3 separate regions of the Mus musculus genome follow, and all the other regions are linked to region 1. The links are chromatin loops, found by intact Hi-C in ENCODE. Cell type or tissue: heart. All regions are shown on one strand. Region 1 holds the start of Myo1d (myosin ID). Region 2 overlaps Myo1d (myosin ID). Region 3 holds the start of Gm31042 (a long non-coding RNA gene).

Region 1 (8,000 bases):
CTGTTCCTTACTGTTTCGGCTCTATAACAACTCAGGTTCATAAAATAACTATAAAATGTCCTTTAAATGTTCTTCACAACTGTCTTTTTTCTCTCTCTCTCTCCCTCTCTCTCTCTCTCTCTCTCTCCCCTTTTCTCTTACCATCTTATTAGATACATGCTAGGAAAAAAACAAACAAACAAACCTGTTTTGCTGGGATGCAGACTCCCTGGTAAAGGGAGATAAAAGGAGGGCGGAACAAACTAGAAGCACGCTAAAGGAACCGAAAGTGAGCAAACAGTCGAAGCAGATCACCCAGAGTTGATTTTCACTGATAACCCCGGCAGCCCCTGTGTTGTGGCTAGTCATTACAGAAAGTCCGACCAGGCCTGCACACTGGGTATTCACATGGACCAAAAGCTGATGTTCTCAAACTGTTTTTATCAAGCAGTTTGAGATACCATATCTTTTATTACAAAAGACTTTAATATATGTCTGCTCATGGTGAGATACTCCCGTAGGAAGCCTCAGCACAGTAACTGAATTTAGGAATATTAACATGGGCACTATACACGACTGTCTAACATGTAGTCCTTTGCATCTGTTTTCCCAACAGCATCCTTTACTTTTGCCTGGTTTGGAATCACACATTGCCTTCAGCTGTGATGTCTTTTGGGTCCTCATCCAGGTTTTAGCCCGTAACTGGCCCAGTGCCTTGGCATCTTTGTGCTTCATACCCTTGGCATTTTTGACGGGTACTGATCAACACTTTTGCAGGCTACTCTTTGTTCTGGGTTTGCTCCACGTTTCTTCACAAACACATGTATTTTTCTTAGCAGGTAAGTGGTATTGTGTCTTTTTCAGGTGATCAATCAATCAGAAAGTTCATACTGTCAGCACATCTTACTGTTGGTGATGTAAATTCTTATTTGCTAATACATCTTAAACCAGAACGCAACGTGCATAGCCAAATGTCTCTCTCTCTCTCTCTCTCTCTCTCTCTCTCTCTCTCTCTCTCTCTCTCTCTCTGTGTGTGTGTGTGTGTTTCTCTCTCTCTCTCTGTGTTTCTCTCTCTCTCTCTTTTGAGACAGGGTTTTTCTGTGTAGCCCTGGTTGTCCTGGAACTCACTCTGTAGACCAGGCTGGCCTCGAACTCAGAAATCCACCTGCCTCTGCCTCCCAAGTGCTGGGATTAAAGGCGTGTGCCACCACGCCCGGCTCAAATGTGTTTCCCTTCTTGTTTTGTCATGAAAGAGATTCATAGAGAGCTAAACTGCTGTGGCTTAGCCTGCAGGAGCATAGTCCTCAACACTTAGCTGCCCACACCATCTGGGCTTTGTGTGAGCATTGATCAATAAGGTTGCAGCTGGGCACTACAATGCTGGATAGAAAACTGTACAAGTAATAAATTACTTCTGAACGCATGAATCAGAATTCTCTCTATGTTTGTACAACCCAATGACATTTAAAAAAATGACATCAGAATCTAAAGGGTGACCTCAATTAACAGTGGACTTTGCTGGATAGCTCCAAGTTCATCAGAAGAAACTCACTGGTCTCGATGCCTGACTTTATTCTAATCTGGATGTATACAAGAATTTACAGAATATCTTTGCACAGATTGTACACATATTCCAGACTTGAGCCTCCCATACATGGCAATGACTACTATAAAGTTCTCCAAATTTAGCCATTTGGAAATCACAAATCACCCTGCTGTGCCTCCCATTCTCTGATGTTCTTGTGATCTGTAGATTTTCATGTCTCTTTTCTTAGTGCCTAGAATTTTGTTCTGATTGTCAAGACCTCAGGATTCAGGACACACACACACACACACACACACACACACACACACACACACACATATACTAGGCATACCTACATATCCATTTACCGATAGAACTTGGGGTCTGCTTCCTAGGGCACAGACTTTGAGACCTACTTCTTTCCCTTTACAAACTCAGTTCTGCCTACATGGAGATACACTGATCAGAAGAGTGTAGGAATGCAGAACCAGTTTATATAAGCGTCTTCTTAGCCACCAGTCTGCTCTCACAAATGACACAGGCATAGGACAGTCCTATCTTGGAAGTATCTATCCCAGAGTTCTTTCTCTACAAACAATCACCATGAAATCCAAGAATCCTCCTCAGAAAGAAAGCTACACACAGGAGCCAAACTGCAGGCCAACCTGCTGTGCCGTGCCAAGGATCAGGGTGGCTTTCTGAAGGCAGAGGTGCTGCAGGAAAGCGATCAGGGTGCTGTCCCCTCTCTTGGCAAGTGTGGCTTGTTGGCAGCTAAAACATGCCAAGGTCCTTCAGCCTAGTTTACTCATCTCAAATTCAGCCACAGAGCTGAAGTCCAGCCAGGGCTTGGATGCTCTTGATTTCCTAATAGATTCTGCACAGAACATGGTCCTAACAGACACAGGCCCAAATATGTGCAGGTACTAGACAATGCCCCTTACAATGTATATCCATCAGGAAAATATAGTCTATATTTGGAAAAAAAGTTTTTTAAAAAAAAATTTATTTATTTATTTTATGTATGTGAGTACACTGTAGCTGTACAGATGGTTGTGAACCTTCATGTGGTTGTTGGGAATTGAATTTTTAGGACTTCTGCTCGCTCCAGTCAACACTGCTCACTCTGGTAGGCCTCACTTGCTCAGTCCCTGCTCTCTCCAGCCCAAAGATTCATTCATTATTATTCATAAGTACACTATAGCTGATTTCAGATGCACCAGAAGAGGGTGTCAGATCTCATTATGGGTGGTTGTGAGCCACCACGTTGTTGCTGGGATTTGAACTCAGGACCTTGGGAAGAGTAGTCAGTGCTCTTACCCGCTGAGCCATCTCACCAGCCCCTGAAAGAAAAGTTTAAAAAAAAAATATTTATTCACCTTTATTTTATGTGACTGTGTGAGTCCCTGCATGTATATATGTTCCTGCCTGGTACCCTCAGAGGTATGAAGAGGGTGTCTCATCTCCTTGAACTGGAGTTACAGGCAAAGCTATTGTTGTGGATGCTGGGAAATTAACTCTGGTCCTCTGTAAGAACAGCAAGTGCTTTTAGCCACTGAGCCATCTCTCCAGCAACACCCCTCCCCCCAACAAAAACCATTTTAAGAACACCCAGTGTGTCTTGAAATTGGAGATCATAACTCATTACAATCTATGGAACTAATTTCATGGATTTCTTATTTATAATACAAACTACTACTATAAGCTTCTTGGAATGTGTAGAGAGTGGAGGTGGGGGATATAAAAAAAAAGTTTAGGACATGGTCCTCTATGCTAGAAGCTGCAATCATCCCGAGGAGATGATTCATACATTTTTTAAAAAATTACTAGTATAAGGTACTAGTCTGATGACATGCTCACATGAGTGGAAAAAAATGGACCACTGGAAATGAAGAGTAAGCCATGTGGCTGAATGCTGGGGTTCGTAAATCAGATGACCTCCACGAAGTCGCAGCTCCTCCACTTCCTAGCAGTGTGACAAGTTACTTAAGTTTGCTAAAGCACTTAGAACAGCTCTAAACATTTCGGTGACCTGGAAGTATTCTCTACCATTGCCATAACTATTCAGCCACCATTTCAAGGATGGATGGCACATGAGCACAGAAGAATGTGAGGGAATCATAATGGATAATTCGCGCCAAAGCCGCTCAAGTTATAAGTTTGTAAATTTGTAAGTTTGTTGGCATCTACTAGGCAGGGGTTGAAGAAGGCAACAAGGCCTATTCTACCCAGAGTCAGGTCCACACGGCTCCCCGCCACGCTAGATGCCCGTGCCTGTCTTTAGGGGGCGCTGCCGCTTAGCCGCCGCGGCTGGCCCAGAGCGCGTCCCCGCCCCACGCGTGCGCGCCGCCCAGGTGAGGAGGCGGCTGGGCCGGGGTTGGGCGGGCTCATCGGCGGGGCGGAGCCCGAGCGGCCGGGGCGGGGCGGGGCGGGGCCCAGCGGGACCCAGGCTAGAGGCGGGACCAGCCGCCGCCGTCTCCGTCTCGCCACCACGGCCCCCACACAACCCGCAGCCACCGCGGGAGGAGCGGAAGCCGCCGGCCTCGCCCGTTCAGAGCCGCGCCGGCTGGAGCTCTGAGGAGTGGCGGCCGTCTCTCTCGCTCTCTCTCTCTCTCCGGCCCGACCCCGCCCAAAGGTGCCGAGCACCCCCGCCCCAACCCGAGCGCTCCCACCTGAGCCGGCGCCATGGCGGAGCAGGAGAGCCTTGAGTTCGGCAAGGCGGACTTCGTGCTGATGGACACCGTCTCCATGCCCGAGTTCATGGCCAACCTTAGGCTCAGGTGAGCGCGTCTCGACAGCCATGCCGGGGTTTCCCGAGAGGGGGCGCTGCTGAGGATTCGGGGTGACCGGGGCGAGCAGCTCCCGCGAGTGAGTGCGGCGGGGTGACAGGGGGTCCGCGGCGCTGGGTGGTCACGCCTCCCAGAGAGAGGACTCTTCCTTGGTGCGGCCTTGGGACTCCAGGGTGTGATGAGGTCTAGGACTGCACTTTAGGGGTCTGGGGTCGTCCCTGTGTGGTGTCTTGATTAGGGGCATGCTGGGCTTGAGGTCGCTTAGGGGTGCACCAGCCCGCCCTGAGCCAGGTAAATGATGTGGGCGGGACCGGGTGACTTAATGGAACAAAAGTAAGGGAAAAGAAAAACTTAGGAGCGGCGTGATGGCCCTGGCAGCCCCAGGAAAACTGGAAGGTTGTTTTAAAAGAGCCTGGCATCTATCTCCTGCTTTCACGCTCGATTTTCTTTTCTCGTTTCTTTCCTTCCTCTTCTTCTTCTTCTTTTTTTTTTCTCTTTTCTTTCTTTCTGGCGTGGTTCCATCCTACCATTCAGGATGCTATGGAGTGAACCCTAAGCTGTCTGTTCCGGGACACGGGCTATTTTTTAGTTACTCATTCGACGTAATTAGACCCGTTTCCAGACATCGAAGAGACTGCTGTACTTGCCAGTGCCAAGATAAACTGTCTGAATTTGACAAGGCGTCCATGGTTTCAGTTTTTTCAAGGAGTTATGTATGGATGGAGCCTTTGTGTTACTGACATCTTTGAGAATTTAGTTACAACACAATGCCCCAAAATGGGCTTCCAAGAGGAACTTATTTTAGAAAGTCTTCTATACGTAATTATTTCATTTTCAAACAGTAATATGTAATCTGAGTATTAAAGTGTTTTGACTTTAAAAAAAAACTGAAACGGAGTTTCAGCTTGAAGCGTGTGCTTACTTGTTTATTTGTTTGTTTGTGTTTTCCCGGAAGCTTTGCTCTGTCTGTTACTTGTAAACTTTATAGCCAAATATCACTTTTTAAACTTAAACCTGAAAATCATAATTAGGTTTGGATATTTACCTCAATTTTACTGTCAACTACAATTCTGTAATTTTTAAAAAAACCTGTTTTAATTTTTAAATTAACAAAACAAATAATTTCATATGTTCTGTTCTGCAATATGGCTAGGGTGAACTTGAACTTTTGCTCCACCTACCTTTACTTCCTGCTGGGAGTACAGGTATGCACTGCTGCACTTGATTTCTGTAGTGCTAGGCATCAAACCCAGGGCTTGGCGCATTAGGCAATCACGCTATCAACTAACAAACAGGGCTGCATCATCAGCCCTCATCTGTTCTGCGTCAGGCTTCCTTGTGTCTGGAGCAGGAACACTGGCCTGCAAACTACACATGCCTGCCATAAACTGGCCTTGTCTGTGGCCCTCCGTTTCCAGGAGTTTTCAGTGCTTGTATTCTAGGACTCCCCGGGTTTCCTAGGGTAGTGCTCTCAAGATACACAGAGTATTCCTAAATAGAATGTTGCGGAGTTATATGTAGTCCCCCAGTGTCCCCAGAAAGTCTATCCCAAGAGTCCCCGTGAATTCTAGAATCTGAGGATACTCACCTATCATCCCACCTACTTCTCAGGGTGTGTGTGCGTGTGTGTGATGCCGGGAAATGAGTTTGAGGTCAGTCTGGAGAGTTTTTCAAGGCTCTCTTTTAAAAATTACAATCAGAGGATTCCTGAGTTGTATAAACTGACATAGCAGAATACTAGCCCCTTCATATATGTGGGTCATGGATTCCAAGAAACCCCCTAGTGGATAAACTGTATATGCTGTGTTTTTCCCTTTAACTACATACCTGGTGATGAAAAATGACTCATATAAAACAGAACTATTATGACAGTAAGAAAAGTTAGATGGAATTTCTTGCAGTTTCTCTTTGTGCCATATTCACCTTCATTGATACTTCATCTGAAATTGCAGAGAATGAAGTTTTGGATAAGGGAGTCTTATTTGCATATAGCCTGTATACACATACCATCATATATACATATGTATATATGTATATATAGTCCTTCTCAGTCTTGGAGACTGAACTCTTGTTCAATCTTTTTGTGTGCTCTATCACTGAGCTGCCTCTCTAGCCCCTCTTGTGTATGTTAAATCATTGTATTGTGTTACTAATAATACCCAATACAGTGTAATGCGATGTAAAGTGTTGCTGCTATTACTAAGAGCTAATGACAAGAAAAAGTCTGAACCTGGTCAGCATTGATAAAATGTTTTCTCTAAATCTTTTCAATTCTCAGCTGATTGAATTTGATTGACTCTGAGAGTGTGGCACCAACAGTTGCAGAGTCAACTACAGATTGTATCCAAAGCATTATAACAGCATGTTGCACTTTTTTGTTTCATTGTTAGTTGGTTGTTGATTTTATTTTATTTATGTATTTAGTTTTTGTTAGTTTCCCCAGATATAGCCTCAGAAGTAAAGCAGTCCTCTTTAGATTCCTGAGTCCTGGGATTACTAACATGTGACACTGTGGTTTATATGTTAATTTTAAACCAAAGTTTAGATGCCCAACTTTTATATAAATGACCTCAAATACTGACCTAATCAAAATGAAGAAGTTTACAGCGGTAGTCAGTATTACCGTGGTTCAGAATCAGTGGCTGAGATTCGGATTTTAATTTTAACACTTTCCTGCTGTGGCCTATGGATAGCGTACTTAAATATTTCTGTATCTTTATCATTTTTGAAAAAATAGAATTAAGGTTATCTTGAGGTTAAATTAGTTAATTTACAGAATTCCTAAGATTACCTTCTGGCAAATACTTATTAGTAATGCTGTTCAAAGTTTTCTCAAGTGTACAGTAAGCAGAAAAAGAATATGTAAAATAACAATTTCACAAATTAAACTTGCTCAAAATTACTTGAGATTCTACCATACTTCCCTCCTGATGGAGCTATGGGCTTTGAGAAGCCTCTTTTCAATTAAGCTGCTGTCAATTACTAATCATTTCAGATTATCAGACATCAAGTCCATTTGCCAAGTATATACTGCTTACAAGACACAATAGTAACACTTGAATATAGTGTCTTATTTTAACTTCCATATGTACATTGTAATGTATCACGGAACTAATCATGTAGACTACATATGTATTAATCATATGTACTACACACATGACATGACATTAGCTAGAACCTTGAGGAATTTTCCGAGTTTAAAGTTGAAGGCTTAGAGTCAAGTTAATTTTTAAAACTTTCTTCTTGCCAAATATTGTAGTTTACTCAGGAGGTTGAGTCTGCAAGCTTGCAAATTCAACTCTAGCATAGTGAGATACTGTCTTACAACCCCACCCTTAGCCCCAACAGAAAAGAAAGGGTAAAACAAAGAATAATCCCCCCACCCCATCCCTCTGCAATAGAATTAAATGGTTGTGGCTTTTAAAAATTAATACTGTCATTATTCTTGCCAGTGGAAAGTGCTCTACAACTGAATTTGCCCTATGGCTTTTTTCTTTTTTCTTTTTTAAAAAAAAGCATTATTTATTTATTTTATGTATATGAGTACACTGTAGCTGTCTTCAGGCACACCAGAAGAGGGCATCAGATCCCATTATAGATAGTTGTGAACCACTATGTGATTGCTGAGAATTGAACCCAGGACCTCTGGAAGAGCAGTCAGTGCTCTTAACTGCCGAGCCATCCCTCCAGCCCTGGCTTTCTTCTTTTTA
Region 2 (8,000 bases), 65 kb after region 1:
ATCCCACTTGAAAAAAGAATGGCTTCATTTAAACTAGTCTGCTAATTCTTAGTCTTGCCTTCATTATTCCAAATACCTTGGCTCTTTTAACAGCCCAGTAGTAGTTACTCTGATTAAGTAGGTCCTGGAATTATCCTCCTCCCACCCACATCATTTTATAAGGTCACATTTTTGTATTTACAAATCCAGAGAGCATTTGCTGTTATTTATAAATGCAGAAGGAATAAAGGAGAAGTAAAATTTAAATGTCAGTCCCAGAGCATTGTTTATACAGCTGCCTTGGATTGTGGCAATCACTAAAAGGTGTTGCTGTTTCAAGAAATTTACCAGCCTACCTAATCCAAGTCAGAAATGCAGTCATTCTTTGCCTATCTCTCCACAGTATCTTGACTCCCAGTCAGCCAGATGAACTCATCTCATCCTAAACTCACAGAGCTCTAAATCTGATCACACAGGGCTACAGTTTTAGTCTTAGTGAAGTCCCATGGGTGCAACTGTCTCTCAACAAGTCTCACTGGCTGCAGACTCAATACTTTCATGCTGAAGCTAGAATTAGCTTTCCAAAGTGCTGAACCCAAAATCCTTCCATGTCTGGACCTTGCTCTTAGAATAAAACTTACTTATTTAGCAGTGCAAGAATTAATGCTAGTATGTAGCTGGTCTTTCCTACTTTGTGGGTTCTTCTCCTTTTTCACCCTTCCACCCCCATCCCTGATTTCATCCACTATTCACTAGATAGGGAACAAAGAAAGATGAACAGGAGAGAGATAGAAATCCTTGAATCGACTTTCTGTCTGTCTTCTTTTTTCTTTCTTTCTGTCTGTCTGTCTGTCTCTTCCTTCCTTCCTTTTTGGTTGTTTCTTCTTTGAATATGAGTACTAACAAACTGTAACTAACCCCCCCCCCCCCCCAACGACCATCAACCACCAACCTTACTTCTCAGGGCATTTATATTCCCTCTGAAAAGTTCCCAGAATTCCAAATGTCACACAGTTGCAGAAACTATCTGCAGCTGGCAAAACCATGCTTCTGCTAGGCGTGAGGCAATCACAGTCAGCTGCTGCGAAGCAGCTCCATAGCTGCACACTTGGGATTAAAACAAAAACATATTCTTATAATATTTCTGTTTTTTTTTAAGAAACCAAAATTTCATATTCTCACTATACCAGGGCCTTGCATGTGCTAGGCAACCTTTGACCTAAGCCCTCACCCCAAAGCTGTGTTGTCACCAGCCCCACCCTGCACCTCACTAGCTAGACTTAGATGTGTTGTATAGCTGAGGATGACCTTGAACTCCTGATCCTCCTACCGCTGCTGCCCCAGTCCACCAAACACTAGACCTATACTGTCAATGGAACTTGGAAGACCTGTGTCCGCCCTTCTGCTCTCCTACCTTGTCCTGTGCTACCTTCCCTTCCCTTCCTCTGCTGTGTTTTCTTCATACTGTGTTCCAGCCTTACTGAACCTTTGTCTATCCTTTAAACACCTTCTCAAATCCTCCTGCCTCTGCCCTGCTGTGATCTGTGTTGAGCTCTGTTCCTCCTACCGCTCCTACCCCACCCCTTTGGTAACTCCCATCCATCCTTTCTTCTCAGCTTAGATGTTATCTCTGGAATTGCCTTTTCAGAGCTTTGATATCTGGATAAAAGACCATCCCTTTGTGGCCCGACATCACCTTGTGTTTTCTCTATTCCCACACTTCTTTCTCTTTGTTTTCTTTTTGCTAGTCTCTTCCCTCTCCTAGGCTGTCTGGATGGTGACAGCTATGAGTGTATTGATCACTATTACATCTAACATCTGGCACATTGCCTAACACTATAAATATTTGTTACACAAATGAGTAATAGGATCTGTGAGAACCCAGGCCTGTACAGACTTATCTACTGGGAGGGTGATACTGGAAGATACACTAAAGGAGAGTCAGTGCTTGAATATCTTTCCAAGTATTGGGAAATCCCCAGTGCTAATAACCGTTTACAGGAGTAGCTGTTGACTGCTCAATGTGTTTTGAAAGTTGGACTAATAAGGATGTACTGCAGGAGTAGATGATGGGTTTGAATGACTTCACATTTGTTCCATTTGCTAAATGAAACTGTTCATGATGAGAGGATGTCGCAGTTATGGCAGAGGTTACTTACTTTGAGGATTTAATGACATAATACACATGAAGCTACTACCCAATCTTGTATTTGACATTTTGTAGGCACTTGGTAAATATTAATTCTTTTTAATAGCTAATATGTACCTTTGAGAACACTGAAAAGGAATTTCCCCTTGTCTTCACTCAATAGAATCACAAGCAAGAGAACTGGAATTCCAACTCGTAGCTTCTTTAGAGAAGGTCTGTGCTTCCATGGTTGAAGACACTATTCTATAGCTGGGCAATGTGGGGCAGATGAACAGGATCAAAGTACTAGAAAAAGGAGGAAGGTTAATGGAGTATGGATAGAGATCATGTAGTGTCGGCTACACTGCTCAAAACATTTCATAACTGGAGGAAAAAAGATCCAAGAATGATGTAAAATAGAGTCACAGAAGCTGGTGGTATTATCAAATGTCAAGTCAGACTGGGTGTGAGGCAGGGGCAGAGAGGAGAGGAATGAGAGGCCCAGCTGCTATCTTGGGGTATGGCAGACATAGGAAAGAAGAGCCGCCTTTGGCTTCCTAGCCCTGATTGTCCAGGTGGACAGTCATAGACAGTAAGAAGATGATCAAGTCATTTTAGTCTGCAAGGGTTAGTTGAGGAGTCTTGTGAGGCATCCCAGTGGGACTGTTCCACAGACACTGGAAGTGTGCGTTTCAGAATGCTGTTTCCCTGAGTTCAGAGTTGCTGCTTCCTCCCCTTTCGCATGGCTTCTGATGCTACTCTAGTCTCCCCCTCAACCTTCCTATTTCTTCACTGCTTCTCATGGTTGTAGCCTCTCCCTTCTCTTCTCAAAGGGTGCAACCCTTTGGTGAAGCCAGCATTATGTTATTTAGTTGATCTACTTTGTAAAAAGCCTATAAATCATTAAATTATAAGAACAACTTCTAAACCAAAGTAGTTTTCACCAGTAAACCCAAGGAACAGTGATAAATAGACACATTATCTAAAAACATTGTATGTCACAGATCTCTCTTATAGCCATCTTTACCTAAAGGTGCAGGAATAGGCTACACGAACTCAAGAGTAAACAGCAGGGCAAAGCTAGAGTGTTGATATACAGGAGGGTACAAGAGCCATCAGCAGGAAGCAGCTGACAGAGTAACACAGCTGGAAGGTGCATTCAGCTCTAAGAAATGTGGAAGGATGAGAAGTGACCTAACCCAGGAACCTGTGACAATGGGTTGTGGATGCAGCTATGGAGAAGAGTGCCCAGACAGCCAAAAACACTAAGGGAGGAAGGAAGGGTGGGAAGCAGTTGGCAGGAGAAACAGGAGGCCAACCGAGCACAGTTCTAAGAGAGAGCCTGAAGTCAAACTGAGGAGGGATGTAGATGTTGGAAGGCCCACATCAAGATACACTGGCCAGTTTCTCATGGATGTAAAGTTTAAACTGATTGAAAATGAATACTCCTGATTGCTTTATGGTTATAGTTTTGGGGAACTATAAATACTAGAAGTTGTGGAGTAAGACTCTTCTGCCCTGCCCCCTAATGTACCTAGTGACATACTACTAAAGGTATAGAGGTCTTTTTGTAACAAAGGCAATTTTCTCACTCCCCTGTGGTCTCCTGTGGATCTGGGTGCCTCCCCGTCTGTGACCAAGCATGCACATTGCAGCTCAATCTTGTGGCTGACTCTGCATCTCAAACACAGCTTCCTTAGTCACCAAAGCATATGCACTCCTGCTTCTCTGTACCTTGGCCCAGGTCTCTGGGTTCCACAGTGGCCTATTAGCTGGAAATGATGCATGACCCTGCCTATTTGCAAGAGGTGAGAAGAAAGGAAGAATCCAGTCATCTTTGCCATAGTGTTTAAGGGATAGTAATTGAAAAGAACAGCACAGAGATGCAATTATATGATCTATATCTTGTATTCCTACTTATACAATGAAACATGTTATATGGTATGTATTATATAATGTGTCTTTTAAAACTAATTATATAAGATATAGGCATATGACATTTCTGAAATGGTATATGAGGCTTTATTAACCAATTAATTTAAATAGTAGTATTCTTATTGATATTTAAGCAATTTGAATAATGTTAATTCTAATAGTAGAATTATATTAATTTCTGGAGCTTTCTCCCATCTGACATGAACTGGCTATAAAGTCTTCCATAAGAGCCAGGTGGTGGTGACTTTTGCCTTTAATCACAGCATTTGGGAGGCAGAGGCAGGAGGATCTTCATGAGTTAAGGCCAGGCTGGTCTATAGAGCAAGTTCCAGGACAGCCAGGGTTACAGAGAAAACCTTTCTTGAAAAAAGAAAAAAAAATCTTCCATGAAAGAAATTCAAAATCAAAACTTAAATTTGATAAGTTTAAGTTTTATGTCTATTAATTGTCCTCAATTGAAATTAATCTATAATCTTGCTATATGAGTATGTATGTACATACAGAGCAGGGAGCACTATAAAACCCACACATATTTATCCTCCCTCATGTTAGCTAACACCTGTAGGTTGCCAGTTTTATAAAATAGGAAATGGCAGTCACCATTTACTCTGGACCACTCCTTTCCTGAATACATTGAAACCAAAGAGCAGGCAAAGAAATAAGTAATCCATTCATAGTGAGCAGGTAAGGGTTGCCATGGAAAGCCAAACACCCTTGGCTCTGTGAACATACAGTAACAGATGATGTAATCTTTGCTCTCAAGAACAGTATTTTTTAAATATATTAATCTCGTGGGCCTGAAGTGATGGCTAGGAGGTAAAATGCTTGCTATACAAACATAAGGACCTGAGTTCAGACCCCAGCACCCATGTAAAAGCTAGGTGAGGCATTTGGTTGAGTGGACAGAAACAGGCAGACCCCAGAGGCTTACTGGCTAGCCAGGCTGGCTGTAACAGGGAATGCCACTCTCAAAAAGAAGGTGGGGGAGCTGGGGAAATGGCTTAGTGGATAAAGGCACTGCTCTGCAAGCTTGACAACTTGGTTGGAGTCTCAGAACCCACATACAAAGTGGGGCACAGTGGCATGCATCTCTTCTCCCAGCACAACTACAGTGAGGTGAAAGATGGAGACAGAATTGCCCAGAATTCTAAGGAGGATGCAACACAGAAACAGGAACAAGGGAGACCCTGCCTCAGCCATGTAGAAGGCAAGATCCAGCTCCAGGAAGTTGTCCTCTGATGTCCTCATGCACATTGTGGTGCATGTGTGCCTGCGTACATATCTCTCTCTCTCTCTCTCTCTCTCTCTCTCTCTCTCTCTCTCTCTCTCCAACATAATGCCCCAAATTGGGTGGAGTTTTTTGGTTTTTGTTTGTTTGTTTGTTTGTTTGTTTTCGAGGCAGGGTTTCTCTGTATAGCCCTGGCTGTCCTGGAACTCACTTTGTAGACCAGGCTGGCCTCGAACTCAGAAATCCACCTGCCTCTGCCTCCCGAGTGCTGGGACTAAAAGCGTGTACCACCATGCCCGGCTAAATTGGGTGTTTTATAGACAACTAAAATTTACCCTGAAGGACTCTGGAAGCTAGAAAGTTTAGGATCAAGACCAAGATCTAGATCAAGTAGGCTCAGTATCTCTTTAAGACCTGCCCCCTTGAAGAAGCTGACCTCTTGCTGTGTCTTCACATGGGCCTCACTTCCTCAGGGCTCTTTTCCCATTCCCAGGGGAACACTCATAGCCTACTCACTTCCCCAGGTGAAATACCTTTGCACTGCAGGTTGTGTTTTCCTGTTTGAATCCAGGGGTATACATTCAGTGCAGGCATCTAACTTAGCTAATAATATTACAGTAATATGCAGAGACACTGATTAACAGTGACTATAAGCATAACAAACAATCATTGCAAATAGAATGCTTATGATGTCTGATATGTATGTTTTTGAGCCAGAGTTGCCACTGTACCCTTAAATATTATTCTTTGTAACCTGGTGCTACTGTACACGGCTAATTACTAGGTCTACACCACTTCCTCATGCAGTCTCAGCCTGTGTGTGAGAGAATCCTAACTGATCTGTACTTTGTTGAACAATGTAAGTCCACTAAATCTCACCCTTGGCTATCATTGCAATGTTAAATTGTGTACAGTTCTGTAAACATTGTCCTTTCGCTTCACAGACCAAGTGACAGCTTCAGACACAACACCTGAAGTAATGCTGTTTTAATAGCAATTGCAGAACGTACTGTAAACAAATGTAGAAACACTAGCTTAAAAGAGCAGTGGAAGAACTTTGTGAGACACTTAATTGGCAGATAAGCTAGAGGCAGTAATTGTCCTGAAAGGCCAGTGGAGGAGGGAAATGACTTAAGGCCAACAGAACCAAGAAAACCCTTATGGAAAAGACTTTAAAGTGTTACAAAAACACTTTTTAAAAGTGTTTAAAAATATAAGTTGAATCAATTGTATTAGTAACTGTATTTTTGAGTAAACAGTAGTCGTAGTAGCTAGTACGCAATGTATAAATGCAAGTATTGCTACACGAATCTGATAGTCGGCCTTGGAATGCAAAGCCTTGTCTTCTTTTTAAAGATTTATTTTCATCATAATTGTGTTTCTGTGTATTGGGCTGTGGTGGGTGGGTATGTGCACTTGAGAGTCCAGGATCCCCTGGACTGAATCTCTGGGAAGCCATGGGACCTAGCGTAAGTGCTGGGAACTGAACTCAAGTCCTCTTCAGAAGCACAAAGTCCTCTTAACTGCTGAACCATCTCTCCAGTGCCTTGTTTTCTTATCTTTAAAACAAACAAACAAACAAAAAAAACCCCAGACCCAAAAGTCTTTGTTCTTTTGAACCATTACAAACTTCTTAGTAATTACTTTGAAACAGATTCTTTATAAGCAGGAATCGCCTGGAAGGTTCCTTTAAGAGCTCTGTTTTGCAGATGTTGTTTTGCTGTGTGAACTCCATCAGTCACAGCAGCAGAGTGTCGTCATCGCTGTTGCATCACTTCCTTTGCAGGAGAATTGACTCAGGATCCTTGGGGCAGGGTCATTTTCTCATTGTTTTGCACACTGTGTATCACCTATTTACGCGTGGAACTCAGATGAGTCACAGCCACGAATTAAATGGGGACTGTTATTACACCTGTTAGCTGTGGTGTGCTGGCCTGTATGCAAGCTGGCCTTCTTTCCCTTAAGCCAGCTTTCTATTATTTAAACTTCAGTTTCAGTTTCAGACCAAATAATATCCCTTTAAAAGATACATGCTTTCAGCTTCTCTTTAAAAAATCAGAATTTCTGGCACAACTCATGTGTTTTAGAATAAGAGCCATCTGCCAGTAAACCTTGCTGCTTCCTTCCTGCAGGGAACATGCTGGTCCAGGTCTCCACCATGCCCCACATGACATACTTCCTGTCTCTCACTTACCTGTCTGACTCTCCCAGGTATCTCTGCTTGATAATTAGATTAACATGTAATAATATGATATACCCAACAATTAAAAAGCAAGCAAAACCAAAACATTTGGGGTTTGCAATACCTGTTATCTTTTGTAACTAGAACTATGCATCATTTGAAGAATACCATGATATATAAATTCTATTGTTGAAGTCAATTAGTCTATTTTTGCAATATATTATAATGATTTTTATTTGTGCTTATATGGATGTGTACACAAATATGTGATAGCAGTGTTCATGAAAACACAATGGGCAGAATCATCAGAGTGAAGAATACTTGGGAATTTATTTCTTAAAGTTTTTCTTACAGGTTTTAAGTTTGAGATTTTATAAATGTGAAAGTTGTTTTTTTTTTAAACTCAAAGCTAACTCCTGACACAGATTATCAACAATGAGAAAGACTTTTCTTCTCTAAATGATCTTTTTATATTTTAAACAGAATTTGAGGAAAGGAACAATACCAGACTACTTGATTACCGTGTTTTTCCCCCAGGAAAAAGTATT
Region 3 (8,000 bases), 55 kb after region 1:
TGGAACATCTTCTGGTTATATGCCCAGGAGAGGTATTGCTGGATCTTCAGGTAGTACTTATTTGTAAAACACAAGAAAATCAAGAAGAACGAAGACCAAAATGTGGATACTTCATTTCTCCTTAGAACAGGGAACAGAACACCCATGGAAGGAGTTACAGAGACAAAGTTTGGAGCTAAGACGAAAGGATGGACCATCCAGAGACTAGCCCACCCGGGGACCCATCCCATAATCAGCCACCAAGCCCAGACACTATTGCATATGCCAGCAAGATTTTGCTGAAGGGACCCTGATATAGCTGTCTCAAGTGAAGCTATGCCAGTACCTGGCTAATACAGAAGTGGATGCTCACAGTCATCTATAGGGTGGAACACAGGGCCCCCAATGGAGGAGCTAGAGAAAGTACCCAAGGAGCTGAAGGGGTCTGCAACCCTATAGGTGGAACAAAAATATGAACTAACCAGTACACCCCGGAGCTCATGTCTCTAGCTGCATATGTAGCAGAAGATGGCCTAGTCGGCCATCATTGGGAAGAGTGGCCCCAAGATCTTGCAAACTTTATATGTGTCAGTACAGGGGAACACCAGGGCCAAGAAGTGGGAGTGGGTGGGTAGGGGAGCAGGGCAGGGGGAGGGTATAGGGAACTTTCAGGATAGCATTTGAAATGTAAATAAAGAAAATATCTAATAAAAAATAAATTGATAATAATACATTTTTGTGCAGCCCGTGATGATAAAGATTTAATTTTAGTGGAACAGGCCACACTTTAGGCACTGCTTGTAAGTGTGGTCTTCATCCCCTGCTTCCCATGTGAGTGAGTCTCTACATTGCTTGTCTTGCTTCATTGTAATTTATGTGATAAGATACACTTTAGTGTGTTGAGTTACACCAGGGTGCTGGCTCTGAAGAGAGGTCCTGGGTCCAACCTGAGCCATCTCTTGCCAGATGTTTGGCTTCAGACAGTGATGTAGTTTTGAGTCCCAGGTCTCGTGTAGGAAGGAGCAGATGCAGGACTTCACAGTGAGAATCAAATGGAGCAGTGTGCGTGTCCGGAGTACCAGGGAACACCTGCAGTCACCTGGCAGACAGTAAGCTGTTAGCGTTACTTTAGGCAACAATATGTGTTGACCCATAATGCCATGCTTTCCAGAAAAGTCCCCCACCCAAAATCTATTTTTGTCTTCAAGAATTGAACTTTAAATACAACTTTTTAAGCTCCAAAATGAAAGTTCATTGGTATTTTGAATACAATGGCTTTAAATGTCTAAGTCTACTTCTGAGGAAATTGATGTCAACTTGCAGAGTTGCTGTGTCTGAATTAAGCTCTCATACCCAGTGAGTAATTTTTACTCTGCTAAAAGTTTGATGTGCTTTTAATAACTTTATGATCGTTTACTGACTTGACAGATACATTTCCTCTTAGCTCTGTCTTAGTTTATGTGACTTTTCCCCCCGGCTGCCTCTGAAGTCATTTTACATTTGTTTAATTTGTTCTTTGCTTTATGCTTTTCTTATCATTTGAGATGCGCAGTTGGTTTGAGATGCTTTCCTCTTGTAAGTTGCCTTTATAGTTACAGCTTTATGCCCCTTCTCTTCCTTTCTCACCCAGGCTTTGGTAACTAGGTTACTATTACTAGTCTTCCGGTTATATTGTGTTAGGTATTTGTGGGATAGAAGCAGCACCAGTGGCTTAACCAAATGGAGGCTTATTCTTCCCACAAAATGATCAGAACAGAGCTCGACAGTTGGGCTGGTTCTCTAGCTACACAGTGTCATTAGTGTCCTCATCTTAAGGTCCCCTCTCAGAAGCTATTCTTGGTTTGTGACTTTTGTGTTCCTACTTACCTCATAATCATGGGGTGATTGCCCCATATCCAACTGCTCATCTGTGTTCTAGACAGGAAAGAGGAAAAAGAGGAAAAGGAAAACAGGTGCCTTTATTGGAAAAGCAAAACGTTTTTAGAAACCCTAGCTCCTAGATCATTGAGCAGGACGGCCACAGACAGTATTTACCTTAGTCACCGATGTGGGCCTGACTTCCGCCTGCCTTACTTATGAATTGTGCAGTTTTAACATGTCCACCTTCCCTCATTCTCACTGACTCCTCTCCCTTCTCTTCTCTCTCTCTCTTTCTCTCCTTGTCCCTCCCTCTTTCCTTAATTTTTAACAATATTCCTATTCTCTCAAGAAAAGGGAGTTTTTCCTAATGGGCTATTATTGTGGGTTTTGGATTGTGGAAACAAGGTCCCCAGCTGGTGTTTGAAATTAGATCTGCCTGTGATGATTTAGTTCTGGGAGCCACAGGGGAGCCCAGACAGGAGTCTGTGTGCACATGTGCCTGTGCATGTGTACATGTATGTGGGAGGATGGGGGTGACTTGGTCTTGCTCCTCTTCAGCAGAAAGTGGCACTTTTGTGGTTCCTTGAGAAAATATATTTCAAATATGTTTCTTTATATTTCTCTACCATCTTGTTTCTCTACCATTTGTTTCTCTTGTGATTCTTCAAACAGTTTTTATATTTTAAAAAAAAACTTTTATTTTATGTGTGAATATATACATCCATTTATGAATTTAAGTTGCTCATATTGGAATAGTTCTAGAATCCATACACTGGAAGTTGTGGCTGTACTAGACTTGTTATTGTTCTTGCTCACTGGCTATAGCCTTTTCTTCCAGTTTTATTGAGACACAGAAATTGACAAAAATACCATTCTTAAAATTATGCATGTTATGGTTTGATGTTCATATACTGTGAAAAGATCGCCATTGTCAAGCTAATTAGCATATTCATCACTTCACTAACCATTGTGTATAGTGAGAATTCTTAAGATTTACTCTTAGGAAATTTCAAATGTATAATGCATTATTATTAAATGTTACAGCCATGTCATACGTTAGGTCTCCAGAACATCATGTAGAACTGAAAGTAAGTGCCCTTAATCAGAACCTTTCCTTCCCCCATCCGAGAGCTCTCATGGCCACCATCCTCCTACGTCCATGAGCTGGACTTACAGACTTCACTTTGTAAGTGAGAGCATCCAGAATTTGATTTCTGTGGCTATTTCACTTAGCTATTGGCCTCCAGATTCAGCCACATTGTTGTAACAGAGAGGGTTTTATGTGTGTGTGTATGTGTGTGTGTGTGTGTGTGTGTGTGTGTGTGTGTGATATTATTTTCAATCTACACAGGCACCTGGATTGTCTTCACTGTTGGTTATTGACATAATGAACGTGGGAGTGCAGATGTTTTTTCTGAATAGTGATTTAATTTCCTTAAGCTATATACCCAGAAGTGGGACTGCCAGATAATACAATGGAACAATTTTTAGTATTTTAAGGAAATTCCAGACTGTTTTCCATGATGGCCATACATTCGCACAAACAGTATATGCACGGGCTCCCTCCTTCCTGTCTACACTTTTAAAGAGGGACTGAGACTACTTTACTCTCCTGCTCAGCAATGGGTACAGTCTGATTCACCTGCTCCCCTGACCTCCCAGCCTCCCGCCCATGGCGGAGAGGACTTGATTCTAGGGTAGCCAGCCGACGGGCACAGCCGACGGGCACAGCCGATGGGCACAGCCGCCGCCAGTGCAGAGGTTCACACGGTCCTTTGAAGCACTAAGAGTATGTCTAGCTTCAGCCACTTAGTTTGTCATTACGAGCAGATTACTCAGAAGCCACTGTACCTCGGTTTAGTTCCCTATAAATTATTAGAGTCTATATAATGTTCATTTAAAAATAAAGGCAGTGCAGTTAATCCACACCAAGTGCTCAGAGCAGCGTGTGGCTCGCAGTCGAAGCTCGCAAGTGCTCAGAGCAGCGTGCGGCTCACAGTCGAAGCTCCCTCCGTGTGTTATGGTTTCTCTGCTAGAAATCTGCACTTAGAAACTGGACAGCTGCTAGCGTTGCTAGTCAGAGTTAACAACAGAACTCAGCCTTGGAACAGCGACTGCACGTGGCTGCACACAGGCAAGCAGCTTCTGAGGCAGTTCAAGCGTAGTTTGGTGGGGAAAGACTTTTGTTTTTAAGAAAAAATCCTTTTGTCTTTTTCTAAAATATTAAGAAGTAAGATAAACATTTAAAATACTCACTTCATAGATTTCTTTAGCTTACATGTCCAGATCATATGACCCAGCATATGCTTCAGAATTCCAAATAAATAACAATAATAAAAAACAATATATCCCTTCCTTTTGGGGTCATTGGATTCTTGACAAATCTAAAAAGAGCATGGCCATTCCCTTCAGAAAAGCCAGTAAGTTCACACAAATACATGGCAATCCAGGTTGATTATGCTCTATTTAGAGAACAATGGGAAGTCAGAACTGCCTGCCATTCCAATAAATGAAGAGGCAGAAACCACCATCAAAGCAGAGGGGCTTTTTATAAGGGGACAATAGAATTAGGAGAGAGAAATGGAAAGAAACCACAGCCCTACCTGTCACTTCTAGGTCTGGCAGTTTCTCCCCCGCATTCCTGAGAGATCCTGTGAGTCTCTTCACAGGCAACGCTCTAAGTCAGCATAGCCTCCTGCTCAGCAAACAAACTAGCCTGAAAAAAGATGGAACTGACTTCTGTGTGATGAAGAATTATTGCTGTGTCACGTCAAACCACTTTTAGCTAACATTGCAGCAAACGTTTTCAGAATGAAGTAAATAACCAGCTGCCGTTACTGTTCGGCTCCTGCTGACTTTCTTTTATGTAGGTGGAGTAGTCTCCAGGCATGCCCTTTAAAAAAACAAAACCAAACAGTCCAGTTTAAGGAAAAAGCAAGGAAGAGGTGACATCAACTTTTCTGGTAGAATTTTGTTTGGGTTACTTTTAAAAAGGTTTGGAACTGAAAATGAGACAGAACTTCCTAAAATTTTAGCTGGAAAGAATTTGAAGTGTTTTTAGTGCACTACTCTCAGCATAGGGAGCTGACCTCCAGGCCTGTGTTGCGCACTCTTATTCAGTGGTCATAGGAGGCTTCTGTGTAGGCTACCCTCACTCCCAGTTACTGTGTTACCCAGGAGCTAAGATGCAGCCATGCTGGAGCAGAACGAGATCCCGGATCTCCTGGCTGCACAGCGCGTGTCAAAATGCTTCTTTGGACTCTGACTCTATCTTATCTTCTTTGTCTTCTGACTCTATTTTACCTTCGTTGCCTTTCTTTTAGCACCCACTTTAAAAAGAAGGCTAGAAACTCAGGTCTCACATTTTGATCTTTGAACTGGATGAGGTCGTCCTTGGTGATGTAATCTCACCTGAGATGTCTTCCCACTGAGCTGGTGTTGCTGGTGGTACTGACTTAGCCAACCCTCCTTCCTTGAAGAGGCATTGTGTGGAGCCCCAACTTGGTGGTGCTGAGAAGAGGACGAGGGGCTGCTGGACAGTGGAGCTGTAGATGAGAACGTTAGGAGAATTCTCTCTTGCTTGCAGAGGGTCTGCAGGACAAGGTGAGGGGCAGGATAAGAACTCTGGCTCTAGAAATAGACAGGGGAGTCTCAGCCCTTCCTCTCTGATACTTGAAGGACTTAGGAAAGTACCCACACCTGTTGAAACCAGTCCTTAAACTCTGATGTTGGAGATGTTTTATTTATAAGTTGGTAGTGAGGATTCAGGTGATAACAGATGGAAGGAACTTAGCACAGGCCCTGACATGGTACCACTGTGTAAGTGCTGGCTGCTACTGTAGTACTTGAACACCGTTTTGAAGAAAAGCTACAAGGAGTGACAACACCCCTAATAAAATTCTTTCATTTTAGTTATTTTTTTTACAAGATTTCAAATTGAAAATAAGTTGTCATTTGCCAGTTCTCATAGCTAAGATTATTTTTCTTGGATATATGAGCTGTTCTGTTTAGCTGACAAACCAGTTCTTAAACTTGAGTCATTTTCTCAGTATAAAATAGTAGTTTCAGTGAATAAAATGGAGGATCATCTTTTTTTTATTATTATTAGATATTTTCTTTATTTACATTTCAAATGCTATCCCAAAAGTTCCCTATACCCTCCCCCTGCCCTGCTCCCCTACCCACCCACTCCCACTTCTTGGCCCTGTACTGGCACATATAAAGTTTGCAAGACCAAGGGGCCACTCTTCCCAGTGATGGCCGACTAGGCTATCTTCTGCTACATATGCAGCTAGAGACATGAGCTCTGGGGGTACTGGTTAGTTCATATTGTTGTTCCATTCCACCTATAGGGTTGCAGACCCCTTCAGCTCCTTGGGTACTTTCTCTAGCTCCTCCATTGGGGGCCCTGTGTTCCACCCTATAGATGACTGTGAGCATCCACCTCTGTATTTGCCAAGCACTGGCATAGCCTCACAAGAGACAGCTATATCAGGGTCCCTTCAGCAAAATCTTGCTGGCATATGCAATAATGTCTGGGTTTGGTGGCTGATTATGGGATGGGTCCCTGGGTGGGCTAGTCTCTGGATGGTCCATCCTTTCGTCTTAGCTCCAAGCTTTGTCTCTGTAACTCCTTCCATGGGTATTTTGTTCCCTATTCTAAGGAGGAATGAAGTATCCACACTTTGGTCTTCCTTCTTCTTGATTTTCTTGTGTTTTGCAAATTGTATCTTGGGTATTCTAAGTTTCTGGGCTAATAGCCACTTATCAGTGAGTATGTATCTAGTAACTTCTTTTGTGATTGGGTTACCTCACTAAGGATGATATCCTCCAGATACATCAATTTGCCCAAGAATTTCATAAATTCATTGTTTTTAATAGCTGAGTAGTACTCCATTGTGTAAATGTACCATATTTTTTGTATCCATTCCTCTGCTGAGGGGCATCTGGGTTCTTTCCAGCTTCTGGCTATTATAAATAAAGCTGCTATGAACATAGTGGAGCATGTGTCCTTATTACCAGTTGGAACATCTTCTGGGTATATGCCCAGGAGAGGTATTGCTGGATCTTCCAGTAGTACTATGTCCAATTTTCTGAGGAACCGCCAGACTGACTTCCAGAGTGGTTGTACAAGCTTGCAATCCCACCAGCAATGGAGGAGTGTTCCTCTTTCTCCACATCCTCACCAGCATCTGTTGTCACCCGCATTTTTGATCTTAGCCATTCTGACTGGTGTGAGGTGGACTCTCAGGGTTGTTTTGATTTGCATTTCCCTGGTGATTAAGGATGCTGAACATTTTTTCAGGTGCTTCTCATCCATTTGGTATTCCTCAGTTGAGAATTCTTTGTTTAGCTCTGTACTCCATTTTTTAATAGGGTTATTTGAATTTCTGGAATCCAGCTTCTTGAGTTCTTTGTATATATTGGATATTAGTTCCCTACCAGATTTAGGATTGCGCCCAAATCTAAACATAATAAAAGCAATATACAGCAAACCAGTAGCCAACATCAAACTAAATGGAGAGAAACTCAAAGCAATCCCACTAAAATCAGGGACTAGACAAGGCTGCCCACTTTCTCCCTATCTATTCAACATAGTACTTGAAGTCCTAGCCAGAGCAATTCGACAACAAAAGGAGATCAAGGGGATACAAATTGGAAAGGAAGAATTCAAAATATCACTATTTGCAGATGATATGGTAGTATATATAAGTGACCTTAGAAATTCCACCAGAGAACTCCTAAACCTGATAAACAGCTTCAGTGCAGAAGCTGGATATAAAATTAACTCAAACAAAGTGAGGATCATCTTTTGAGTGTAGTGGAGAGGGACCCTAGATTGCCCTCTGTTGAGCCATTAGATGATGTGGCCGTAGTTTACCTGTGCCCTAGCAGAATTGCCAAGATCAGTCCGCAGATCCCTTAGCATAAAAAAATTACAGATTTTTAAAAATGTAATCTTTTACTGTAAAAGAGCTAGCAGATAAAGGCCTAGTTTTGCTGACCATAGTTCCCTTAGTACCTCACTAAGTAGAAAAGAGTCATAGCTGCTTGCTTATGGTACACAGATGGATTGTCACAATTTTACCTAACAAAAAGTTTTATGATATGTGTGCCTATTCTTTCTTTTTTTAGTTGTCCTTCTCTTTAGTTAGAAATAC

Evidence for each region. Peaks named below come from ENCODE experiments on the same cell type or tissue, not always from the same donor. Only the 100,000 strongest peaks of a DNase experiment are listed, where the experiment ranks them.
Region 2: a loop joins it to region 1, with 2.5 times the contacts of the local background. A loop is called at or near these places in 9 of 42 quality-filtered maps.
Region 3: it touches region 1 in a loop (2.6-fold over the local background); 9 of 42 quality-filtered maps call a loop at or near these places.

Annotation. Positions count from the first base shown.
Region 1 is chr11:80,775,979-80,783,978 of GRCm38, reverse strand. Myo1d (myosin ID) reads left to right here and starts at 3,954. Exons shown (of 22, transcript NM_177390.3): 1 at 3,954-4,281. The coding sequence starts at 4,187. In heart, CTCF peaks have their summits at 3,759, 4,326, 6,085, 7,875 (motif pointing right) and 1 weaker place; DNase peaks (open chromatin) are centred at 3,878 and 4,338; H3K4me3 peaks cover 1,635 bases; H3K27ac peaks cover 1,664 bases.
Region 2 is chr11:80,710,633-80,718,632 of GRCm38, reverse strand. The region is part of intron 1 of Myo1d (myosin ID); the gene reads left to right. Among named protein-coding and RNA genes, the nearest start is that of Gm31042, 9.5 kb to the left of the region's middle. In heart, no CTCF peak of the experiment used is centred here; DNase peaks (open chromatin) are centred at 3,362 and 7,042.
Region 3 is chr11:80,720,856-80,728,855 of GRCm38, reverse strand. All of the region lies in intron 1 of Myo1d (myosin ID), which reads left to right. Gm31042 (a long non-coding RNA gene) reads right to left here and starts at 4,755. Exons shown (of 3, transcript XR_388890.3): 1 at 4,443-4,755; 2 at 1,846-1,893; 3 at 844-1,078. In heart, a CTCF peak has its summit at 3,986; no DNase peak of the experiment used is centred here.